Regions from separate parts of the Mus musculus genome. Here regions 2, 3 and 4 are each linked to region 1. A link is a loop called in an ENCODE intact Hi-C map of the cell type or tissue named here. Cell type or tissue: heart. All regions are shown on one strand. Region 1 overlaps Gm4681 (a long non-coding RNA gene). Region 2 overlaps Gm41253 (a long non-coding RNA gene). Region 3 overlaps Mbnl2 (muscleblind like splicing factor 2). Region 4 holds the start of Rap2a (RAS related protein 2a).

What was found. A loop is a pair of places that touch in the nucleus more often than their neighbours do. Peaks named below come from ENCODE experiments on the same cell type or tissue, not always from the same donor. Only the 100,000 strongest peaks of a DNase experiment are listed, where the experiment ranks them.
Region 2: a loop joins it to region 1, with 4 times the contacts of the local background. A loop is called at or near these places in 2 of 42 quality-filtered maps.
Region 3: a loop joins it to region 1, with 6 times the contacts of the local background. A loop is called at or near these places in 36 of 42 quality-filtered maps.
Region 4: a loop joins it to region 1, with 4 times the contacts of the local background. A loop is called at or near these places in 10 of 42 quality-filtered maps.

The regions. Positions count from the first base shown.
Region 1 is chr14:120,136,529-120,139,028 of GRCm38, forward strand. The region is part of intron 1 of Gm4681 (a long non-coding RNA gene); the gene reads right to left. Among named protein-coding and RNA genes, the nearest start is that of Gm4681, 4.3 kb to the right of the region's middle. In heart, no CTCF peak of the experiment used is centred here; DNase peaks (open chromatin) are centred at 383 and 1,403; H3K4me3 peaks cover 854 bases; H3K27ac peaks cover 1,939 bases.
Region 2 is chr14:120,763,218-120,765,717 of GRCm38, forward strand. All of the region lies in intron 5 of Gm41253 (a long non-coding RNA gene), which reads right to left. Among named protein-coding and RNA genes, the nearest start is that of Gm25781, 34 kb to the right of the region's middle. In heart, a CTCF peak has its summit at 1,372; no DNase peak of the experiment used is centred here.
Region 3 is chr14:120,397,413-120,399,912 of GRCm38, forward strand. The region is part of intron 6 of Mbnl2 (muscleblind like splicing factor 2); the gene reads left to right. Among named protein-coding and RNA genes, the nearest start is that of Gm26679, 9.8 kb to the left of the region's middle. In heart, a CTCF peak has its summit at 1,082 (motif pointing left); a DNase peak (open chromatin) is centred at 1,039.
Region 4 is chr14:120,476,605-120,479,104 of GRCm38, forward strand. Rap2a (RAS related protein 2a) reads left to right here and starts at 1,857. Exons shown (of 2, transcript NM_029519.3): 1 at 1,857-2,436. The coding sequence starts at 2,123. In heart, no CTCF peak of the experiment used is centred here; DNase peaks (open chromatin) are centred at 1,067 and 1,617; H3K4me3 peaks cover 2,477 bases; H3K27ac peaks cover 2,266 bases.

The sequences.
Region 1 (2,500 bases):
TTGTTATTTTGTTATTAGTTTTATTATTTTGTTTCTTTTTGTTTTCTTTGAAGGGTGTAGGAGGAAGAGGTTTCTCCCTGCTGAGATGACAGCATCTAAGGCTTCAGTGTCCCCTCCCCACAGTTCTTCCCTGAAATCCTGTGAGTTCTTGTCCTAACAGCACTGCAGACTGGCAGAGCTCCATCATAGCTTACCATACTTTCATTCATTTATGACTGGCAAGGGCTGTGCATCCAGAAACTCTGCAAGATATGGTCTCGGTCTACACGTTGGCTATGACTGACAAAGGAGGTCTGATGACATTCATCACCAGGTCAGGGTGGACAACTTTGGGCTTCCTTGGCTCCTGTGCGGTATTGTGTTCTCATGAGCAGAGTCTCTGGGTACTCTGTGCAGACCGAGGAGAGTTCTGGAAGAGGTGCTAATGTATGCTTGGCAGTAGCTACTGAATGTGATAATCAGGCTCCGACTCTGCGGCGCTGACTCAGCTTTTTTCCTGCCAGGATGTGAAAGGTACCATCCAAAGACTGAGAACAGACACGTGGTGGTCATCTTGCTGTCTCCAGAGATCTATTCTTATTTGGTTGAAAAGCCCAGAACATCATCTATAAAATAAGAGGACGGTGCCTTGGAATCTCTACGGTGACTTTCAGTTCTTATCAGGTTTAATTGTGAAAGTTCCAGTTGAACTGTCAGAATGACAGCGATGCTTCATAACCCAGTGTGAAATAAAAATTTTTAAATACTTTTATGGGCTGGAAAATACCATTAATCCACATCCAGATTGGACAAGAGTGAACTGTCTCCCTCACTTCACACCAGGAGGCATCCAAAAAGTACAACTCTAAAGGGTTGGTCCAAATTGAAGAAAAATTTCTCTGGTGATCTGGACTATTGTTTCTGGGCCCTAAGAGGAGGGGATAACCCTGCTCCATCTTAAAATGTCAATCTCTAGAGCCTTCACTGTGTCTAGTTAGGAAAGACCAACACATGGGGTACGTTTCAACAAGTCAGAGTTTAAAACCTTGAAGGTCAAAGCAGAATACAGCTAAAAGATCTATGATCTTGAAGGAGCTGGAAGCTGGGGCTGCACTCTGGAAACCAGGCATTGCCACCCACCACGTCGATAGCTGGGCTTGAGGAGGTGTGGCGCCACTGGAAGACCATAGCCAGCTGCCCATCTCCACACCACTTCCTCTCAGTTAGTCCACTCCCCCTCCATACACACACTCCAAGCCTTGCATCTCTTAACCGGAAAACAGGAAGGCTCCTCCTACTTTTTAGGGTTGTACACAGACTTTCCCAGCGCCTCCAAGACTGGACGTGTACGTGTCCTTTTCTAGTCTCCGCCTTCCTCTTAACACTGGCTCAGTTGGAGCTCCAGGAAGTCAATGGTTTCCTTTCCTGAAGCGAGCTGGTAGCAGCCTGGTGTTGCATAACCTGCAGGATGAGCGCTGGGCCCCGAGGGAGCCAGCGCTGGCCTCGCAGACAGGCTGGCGCGAGTCCGGCATTCCGTCCAGCAGGGGGCAGCAGAGCTCGTCGGCGCCGCTGCGCAGCCCGTCTGGGAGACTGGAGCCATTACAACCCCTCCGGGAAAGGCTGGAGTCCTCAAGCATCCCATTCTCATTTGTGGAAGCATTTTTCCAGCCTCGTTTAAGCTAGGACACAGTGTTTCGGCAGCTGATGCGTAATCGCTTTGGTTTTTGGGGTTTTTTTTGTTTTTTTACTTTCTTGCTCTGCTTTTGTTCAGTTTTAAAGAGGCATTAATTACGTTCCTAGTCATATCAATGCGCACCAGACACCTTGTATTTCGTTATAGCATCCCTTCATCATCTTTGCTCCAATTTCCAGATGATAACCGTGCTATAAGTAACTGAAAGATGTAACTATTTCAAAACAGGGCTGAGACTGGGGCTGGAGCGAATAAGGAAAGGATGTATGGGTTGGTTTTGGGAGGTTGTTTTGTTTTGTTTTGTTTTCCTTCTGTTTTTAACAGTCTTCTGTCCAGACGTATTGGACATGATGTAATAAAAGCCCGATGTAGGTCCAGCGCTTTTATAAATGCTTGAGGATAGGAACTAAAATGATATTGGAAGATTTCTTGAACTGAAAGACAACATATAATTCAGTTTTTCCTTTGAGCAGTTGACCCAGGCACGGGTGGGGGGTCTATGATCTTCACCCCAGAACTGCTGGATCACAGCCTGACGTTCCTCAGCTCCCCAGACGGTTTCTGTGTGCTTGGAAGTCTGGGGAACAGCCTGGGGGGGGGGGGCTCCTAGTTTGCCTTCAAATTTTGGAAGGCCTGGGCTGGAAAGATGGCTAAGCAGTTAAAAGCACTAACTGCCCTTCCAGAGGTCCTAAGTTCAAATCCCAGCAACCACATGGTAGCTCACAACCATCTGTAATGAGATCTGATGCCCTCTTCTGGTGTGTCTGAAGACAGGTACAGTGTACTTACATATAATGAATAAATGGATCTTTTTTTAAAAATTGGAGG
Region 2 (2,500 bases), 630 kb after region 1:
CTCTTAGAGGACAGCCCCCATCCTGCATCCCATAATCCAGACACATCAAGTCTCTGCAGAATTAGGTGCATTCTCTCTGATTGATTGAGACCAGAAGTGGCAACCCTCTGTTACTTAAGTGCTAGGGCCTCAGACCAGCCCGTGTGTGCCCTTTGGTTGGTGAGCCAATATTTCAAAGCGTTCTGTGAGAGAGTCAGCATTTACTCCTGTGGCCCTTAGTGGTGATGTGTCTTGACTGCCATCCTGGGACGCAGAGAGCTACCTGGCCTAATCTAGCTCTGGGCTCCATTAGACAATGTCATATTAGGAAACCTGACTCAGTCCCCAACCTGTTGCCTCAGTTGCTTTCTGTTTCTGTGATGAAACACCATAACCAACCTGGGGAGGGAAGGATTTGTTTGACTTGCTGGTCCATCATCAGGAGAAGTTAAGGCAGGAACCTGGAGATAGGTCCGGAAGCAGAGTCTGTGGAACGGCGTTGCTTACTGGTCTGCTCCCGGTAGCTTGCTCTGTTTGCTTCCTTATGGAACCCAGAACCAACCACCTGCCCAGAACAGCGCCACTCGTAATGGGCTAAATATTCCCACATCTATCAGTAATCAATAAAACACCTTACAGGCTTGCCTATGGGCCATTCTGATGAGGGTATGTCCTCAATTGAGGGTTCCCCTCCCCAGATGACTCTAGCATGTGACAAGTTGACCAAAGCCTGGCCAACACGCCCACTCTGTGTTAAAACTCAGCTCTATAATTCCCAGCTGGCATCCGTTCCAGGTTGAACAGCAGTTGTGAGTCATAAGGATAGAGTCCAGGAAGGGGGCCCTGCTTCAGAAATCTAACCTGAAACTCCTAGGAAAGCAGAAGCAAAATGTATCCCACGGAGAACCCACGTCCTTACCGTGATGCACAGCTCATCCAAATAACTGGACAGAGAGAGAGTTTCTGCAGCTGTGGCAGGTTTAACAATGATGTCACCTCATCTCAAGCAATTCACATTTTAAATAGCGTCAGTAAATCCAAAGATGGAAGAACACACTGGCAATAAGGCAGCCATTTGTTCATAAATACGTCTCGATTTCCTTAAAGTGGGGCCCACAAAGGACCCAGCTCAGGGGTAATTGAACTGTGCTGTTCTGGGTGCCTCAGTTTTTTTTTTTTTCAGCAAATTGGCCACTTTCTTTCTAAATGTCCCCCTGGGACTCAGAAGACATTAAACACAATGACGATGCTTGCTGGAGACCATAATCCTATTTCAGGAAGATTCTCTTGGAGGTTAATATGGTTATATGCATATTTTTTCCTCTAAAGATAGCAGGAAATACTTACTTTTCAGTCACTGGTCCAAAAGAATATTAGAGCCCCATCTGGTGGATTTGTTGTTTATTCAGTAAGCAAAATCCTGTTTTCACCACGGCATTATTATACAGCATGCTATTAGCACTTTCAGATTATGTCTCTTAAGACTGGGTTTTGGGAGTTAGTTCCTCCTGCTTAAATCGCTGGATTCTTCTTGCAGCATCTACCCATAGCCCCTTTTATTCCTCCAGGAAACAAACAACATTCAGTCTTCTAAAGCATGAATCATACCACTATGCTTGATGCATAGAAAATAACATTTGAAAATGTGTATGTTAGCACTAGCAGGTGTGGTGATGTAGTACATGACTGTAATTCTAGCACCTAGGAGGTAGATGCAGAAGGGTCAAGAGTTCAAGGCCACCCTCAGCCATTTTGTATGCTTAAGGCCAGCCTGATCCTGTATGCTTAAGGCCAGACCTTATCTCAAAAGGCTGGGAGTGGCTAGCTGACCATACGGCTCAGTCCATAAAGACCTTACTACCAAGCCTGATAACCTGAGTTCAATTTCTGGGACCCACATATGGAAGGAGAGAACAGTATCAGACAAGTTATCCTTTGATCTCTATGTGCACACCAAGGCAGCCCCCACTCTCAATAACAAATTTAACAACAACAACCAAAAAAAAACAAAAAAAAACAAAAAAAAAACCTTTTATCTTTAAAAGAATATTCTAGGGCTGGAGAGATGACTCAGTGGTTAAGAGCAATGATTGCTCTTCCAAAGGTTCTGAGTTCAATTCCCAGCAACCACATGGTGGCTCACAACCATCTGTAATGGGATCCAATGCCCTCTGCTTGTGTGCCTGAAGACAGCTACAATGTACTCATATACATAAAATAAATAATTCTTTTAAAGAATGAATAAATATGCTACCAAGGTAGACATGTTAGATAACCACTGGTATAATCAAATTTTATTAAACAGACCTTACAGGTGGACATAAGAATGACTGGCCAAGTTTCAGAAAGAAAGTGCTAACAGCATTCACGTTCTCAACGCTGGACACAAGGTAAGACTGCTGAGGTGCAAAAGCTGACAGGTGGCAGATGGTTCGAACAAAGTGTTGCTGAGAAAGAGAAAACGCTGCTCCATTACAAAGTAAAGCAAGTCTGAGCTGCACCGAGCTCCTGATAACCTGGG
Region 3 (2,500 bases), 260 kb after region 1:
AAAATGGGGTTTTGTTTTTGAAGTGGCATGAAAAATCCATTCAGGTAAAGAAAAACAATGTAACACCCATTCTAACTCGATTCCCCACCTCCCACCCCCCGCAATATTTTACCCAGTTCAGAGACTGCAGACACGGCCACATGCACACACACGCGCGCGCACGCACACACACACACACACACACACACACACACACACACACACTCACTCACTCGCACAGACATGGTCATCTTCACTTGACCAACTTTACCTTTTAGTCTCTGTTAGAAACAGGTGACTTTGAACCTTATTGGAAAGAACATCCACTGAGTTTTTCCAAGCCCATATTCCTTGTCCCATCACAACAAGGAGACACTATCATTAATCAATGTGATTAGATATGTTAATCTTAGAGTCCATACCTATGAGCATTAGGGTTGGAGTTTATTCTAGTAACAGCCTTTGTATAAAAACTATAAATGAATGGTAAACTATATGAATTAGTATTTTAAATGAATTAGTAACCAATAAATAATATATATATATATATTAATAGAAATGCACTGTCAGAAAGTTCATGAGTTCTCAATCTATATTAAAATACTTTCATATCTTACCCCACTGCAACCTTAATTAATGGCATTCCGTGCTGTCTTAGCTTAGCGTATTTATGATTGTAACACACCTGAAATAACATAATCACCAGAAGGTCAGCTCACCCTGAGGATCCTGTGTGGTTACTACAAGTGTCTCAGTGTAGACTTTGTGGCCATTATATACTTTAAGGGACAGAAAAAAGTGCTGAATGAGAAACTATGAAAGACAAGGTCTGTTTCTGAAGAGTGGGTAATACAGACGATACCGTCTCCTGGGAATTCCAGTGAGGCCCTTTACATCATGTGAATACCCCAATCCAGTATGGACTGGTTGACTAATTCATCAAAAGCGTCCCCACTCTAAGATTCTGTAGAGACGCCCTTAAGTGTTTGCAAAGCGAGGGTGAATAGCATAGCTTAAGCAATAGCTCAGTGCTGTGGATGGGTAATGGTAAACAGTCCCTGTTAGCTGGGCTGTGTCTGTCCGCCCTCTGGTGGATTCCCCTGGAACAGTTCAACTGTGTTGGCGACTTTCTGTAGCCTTTGGAAGCTTAAAGGTGGACTGTAGCCCGGTTAGTTCTGTGAATTACAAGTGCTTATAGCATATTTGCTATATGCTATAAAGATCACAGTGGATAACCATGTGAATTTTGTGTACTGGAGTGGTATTTGAACTTCCAACAAATTCACTACACTTCTCTGAAGTGATAGAAAATATTTTATTGAAATAATTTCAGCATAAGCTCTCACCCAATTACATTGACAGAAAAATCTCCATGATTGTGGTAGGCTTTCTTGTTTGTTTGCTTCAGGGAATCTTTCTTATAAACAATGTTTCCAACTTTATGTAAAAGGTGACAGCAATAGTAATTATTTACCCTGGTTGCTTTAAAACCTCTGCAGATCAGGTGATGACACTGTGTGGTGATTTTTAGCAGATGGTTAACCCACTATTTTCAATGAACATTTTTTTTAAATCTTTCTGTTACTGTTTTACATAAGCAGTTTTCATACATACAGATCAAAAGCATTTTTTGTGTGTGTCTTCTTGGACGGTTCCCTGCAGTGGAAGGCCATGCATAGCAAAACTTTTATATGTACTGAAATCCTCCCACTGACACAATATGAATTTGAATCTTAGGCAATCTGCCTCTAGGCTTTAAGATTTCAATGTAAGGCACAGGATATGGGATTATTCTCTACAACCATGGTGGGTGGAATTCTCCTCTCTTGCTTCTTTCTTTTTAAAAAAAACAAAAAAACAAAAAAAATTATAGAGGTTATTTTAACTAAGAAGTTTATACATTTCCCTTGCTATGATAGGAAGGTGGCAAAATCACCCATGGTCTCAGAAACAGCCGTGTGATAAATAGCTTTGGGCATCTCTGTGACAAGTTTATTCTGAATGACTCTTAAGTATTCTTGCACACACTGTCATTGTTCTTCAAGATGGCACAGTGCTGTCAGTGGCGAGAAGTTATTTGCATTTTGCAGATGGAAAAACTGAGGCTGTGTTTACACTACAAAACGGCATGCACACCACTAAGAATTACCCAACTAGTTCTGGCCCACAGAAGCTTGGGATGAAGTACTTGTGCAATGGAGGAAGGAAGCAAACGGCTGAGATGCTTACTTGTACAGAGCACCGGCATCCCGGTGAGACGTTGATCAGGTCAGAGAAAAGGCAGTGCAGAGTCCTTCCTTAAAATACTTCACTATGTTAGAAGTGCCTGTGGGAGGCTCTAGGCCAGACATTTCCGAGTAAAGAGAAACCATAAACGTTTCATAAAGTTTCTCACACACTTGTAAAAGGTCTGTTCACCCTCAGTGGAGACGTATGGACTCTATTTGGTGCACTGAGCATTCCTGAAGCATGTGCTATGGTCTGAGTTGCAGACATGCTATGAAAATATAAAGGGTCCCAG
Region 4 (2,500 bases), 340 kb after region 1:
ATTTGAGCATTTGCAGGATTTTGGTTCGGGGGTGTCCTGGAACCAAGCATCCATGGATATGATGCAAGGAGAGATGGTAGTTGACATTTTTTAACTTGACAAGGCACTTGCTCTAAACTGTTTTCAATAAAAACTTGCAGTTATGTTGTAGCTAGGTAATTCAAGCATATAAATTCTTAAATGTTCAGAAACAATAGGCATTTGGGGGACTCCTATATCAGAATACATTTTTGTACTTTGACAAGTGACAGAAAAGATGGCAAAAGAATGTCCCTCTGTTAGAAGAACCCAGACCGAAATCCACTCTACAATGACCTCTGTAAGAAATCAGAATGGTGGAGAGGTACACCAAGCTCTGACAGAACTGAAAAAATACAGCCTTCTGAAAAGTGTGAGGTAGTTATGGTTAGAGTTGTCATTTCAAGGACATGGTTTAATGAAGATAAATGCAACGAACAGTTATTGCAGAGGGTGTAAATTTTCATGTATTTGCGATTGTGGCTGGGAGCGTATGACGAAGATTCGGGGGCCAAAGATACGCTGGTTTACAACGGGGTAGAAAATACACATTTGAGGAGGCATGATCGGAGGACCACAGCAACTGCTGCCAGATGGATGTCTCCTGAGGGACCGGAAAATTTCTCACCCTGAAGACAAAAGTCCCAGTTTTCTCGATTCAGCCCACGATCCAGCCCGCATCCTCTGCCACCACTTCCATGCCCATCTCCAGGCAGAATGCCACGGAGGCGACGTTAGAACAGAACTCATCCCTCTTGTCTGCCAACGCAACCCGCTCCGGTGCCAGAACACCAGGGGGTCGGGCGCTCGAACCCTGCCCCTCCCAGTTCCCCAGCAGCCCTGCACTGTCTCCACAGTGCAGGTTTGATTGGCTCCGCCCAGCCCTCTGTCACTCCTCAGTTGGCCTACGATTGGGTACCAGGCCGTGCGCAAGCGCAAACTCTCAGCCCCTCCAGGCCCCGGAGGGGAGTTGGCTCAGTCTATCACTGGGTCTTACACCAATTGGTTAGCAAGATGAGACGCCTTTTCATTGGTCAAGAGTGGTAGTCTAGAGTCCGGACTCACAATCTGATTGGCTACAGTGAATCCGAGCTTCCGCGCAGACACCCCCGCAGGCTGTTGCTGAGATGTTCTGGGGTCTCCCGACAGTGGGGGGCGGATCCGAGCTCCAGGTTTTCCAGGCGCCCAAGGCTGTCTACCAGCCCGGGGGGAGGAGCTCGGCTTACGTCAAACTCGACAAGGGCGGGGCTAGAGGGCGGGCCGGTGACGTCATCGGGCGCGGACCGGGTTTGCGTGTAGCCTGGGCGCCACGGACTAGCCGAGCTTCGATTTGCTTGTGTAACTCATGGCGGCGGCCCTTAAGGCTCACGTCGTTACGTATAACGGGATCAAGCCAAAGCTCTCCGAAGGCTGACAGGCTGAGTCATGTATGTCAGCCATAGGCCGGCCCGTCCTGAGGTCCCCAAGCACGGTGCGCACGGCTTCCTAAGCCCACGGTCCCTCCACCGTCACCTCCCGCAAACCCCCGAGCGTGGGCGTCTGACGTTGCCTGCCTTCGGGCGGAGGAGAGCGCGCAGACGCAGTACGGAGGCCGGTCAGGCTGGGTGTTGCCGGGTGTCGCGGAAGCCGGTCTTCTCTGGAGCGCGCGGACGGTCGCTAGGCGACGGCGCGAGGGGCGGGCTTTCTTATAGACCCCTCCCACCCGGCTGGCTCCGCCCCGGGCAGCGCTGCGGCTGGGCTCGGGCGCGCGCTCCAGCGCTGGGGAAGCGGCGGCGGCGGCGGCAGCAGCGGCGGCGGGAGCTGGGCGTGGAGGCGCGAGGGGCGGGGCGGGCGGCATTGCGGGCCCGCGGTTCGGGCGGCTCCGGCTCGAGGTCGAGCTCTGTTGCTGCTCTCGCCCTCGGGGCTGCATCGTCCTCCCGCTTGGCCCGCTCACAGGGCCGCGCACGACTCGTTCAGCTGCAGCCCCGCTGCCGGCGCCCGGGGCGCTGCCGCGGCCGTGAGCCGACGAGTCCGTAAGGGCGGCGGGGCCGCGGGGTCGGGGCGCGGCGCGCGGGCGCAGGTCTATGTCGCGGGCGGCGGCGGCGGCGGCGGCCGCGCAGGGACGATGCGCGAGTACAAAGTGGTGGTGCTGGGCTCGGGCGGGGTAGGCAAATCCGCCCTGACCGTGCAGTTCGTGACCGGCACCTTCATTGAGAAATACGACCCCACCATCGAGGACTTCTACCGCAAGGAGATCGAGGTGGACTCCTCGCCTTCGGTGCTGGAGATCCTGGACACCGCGGGCACCGAGCAGTTCGCGTCCATGCGGGACCTGTACATCAAGAACGGCCAGGGCTTCATCCTGGTCTACAGCTTGGTCAACCAGCAGAGCTTCCAAGACATCAAGCCCATGCGGGACCAGATCATCCGCGTGAAGCGGTGAGCAGAGCGGGGCACACGGGGCTCGGTGGCTGCGGCGATCCCGGTCCTTGGCTTGCCCGGG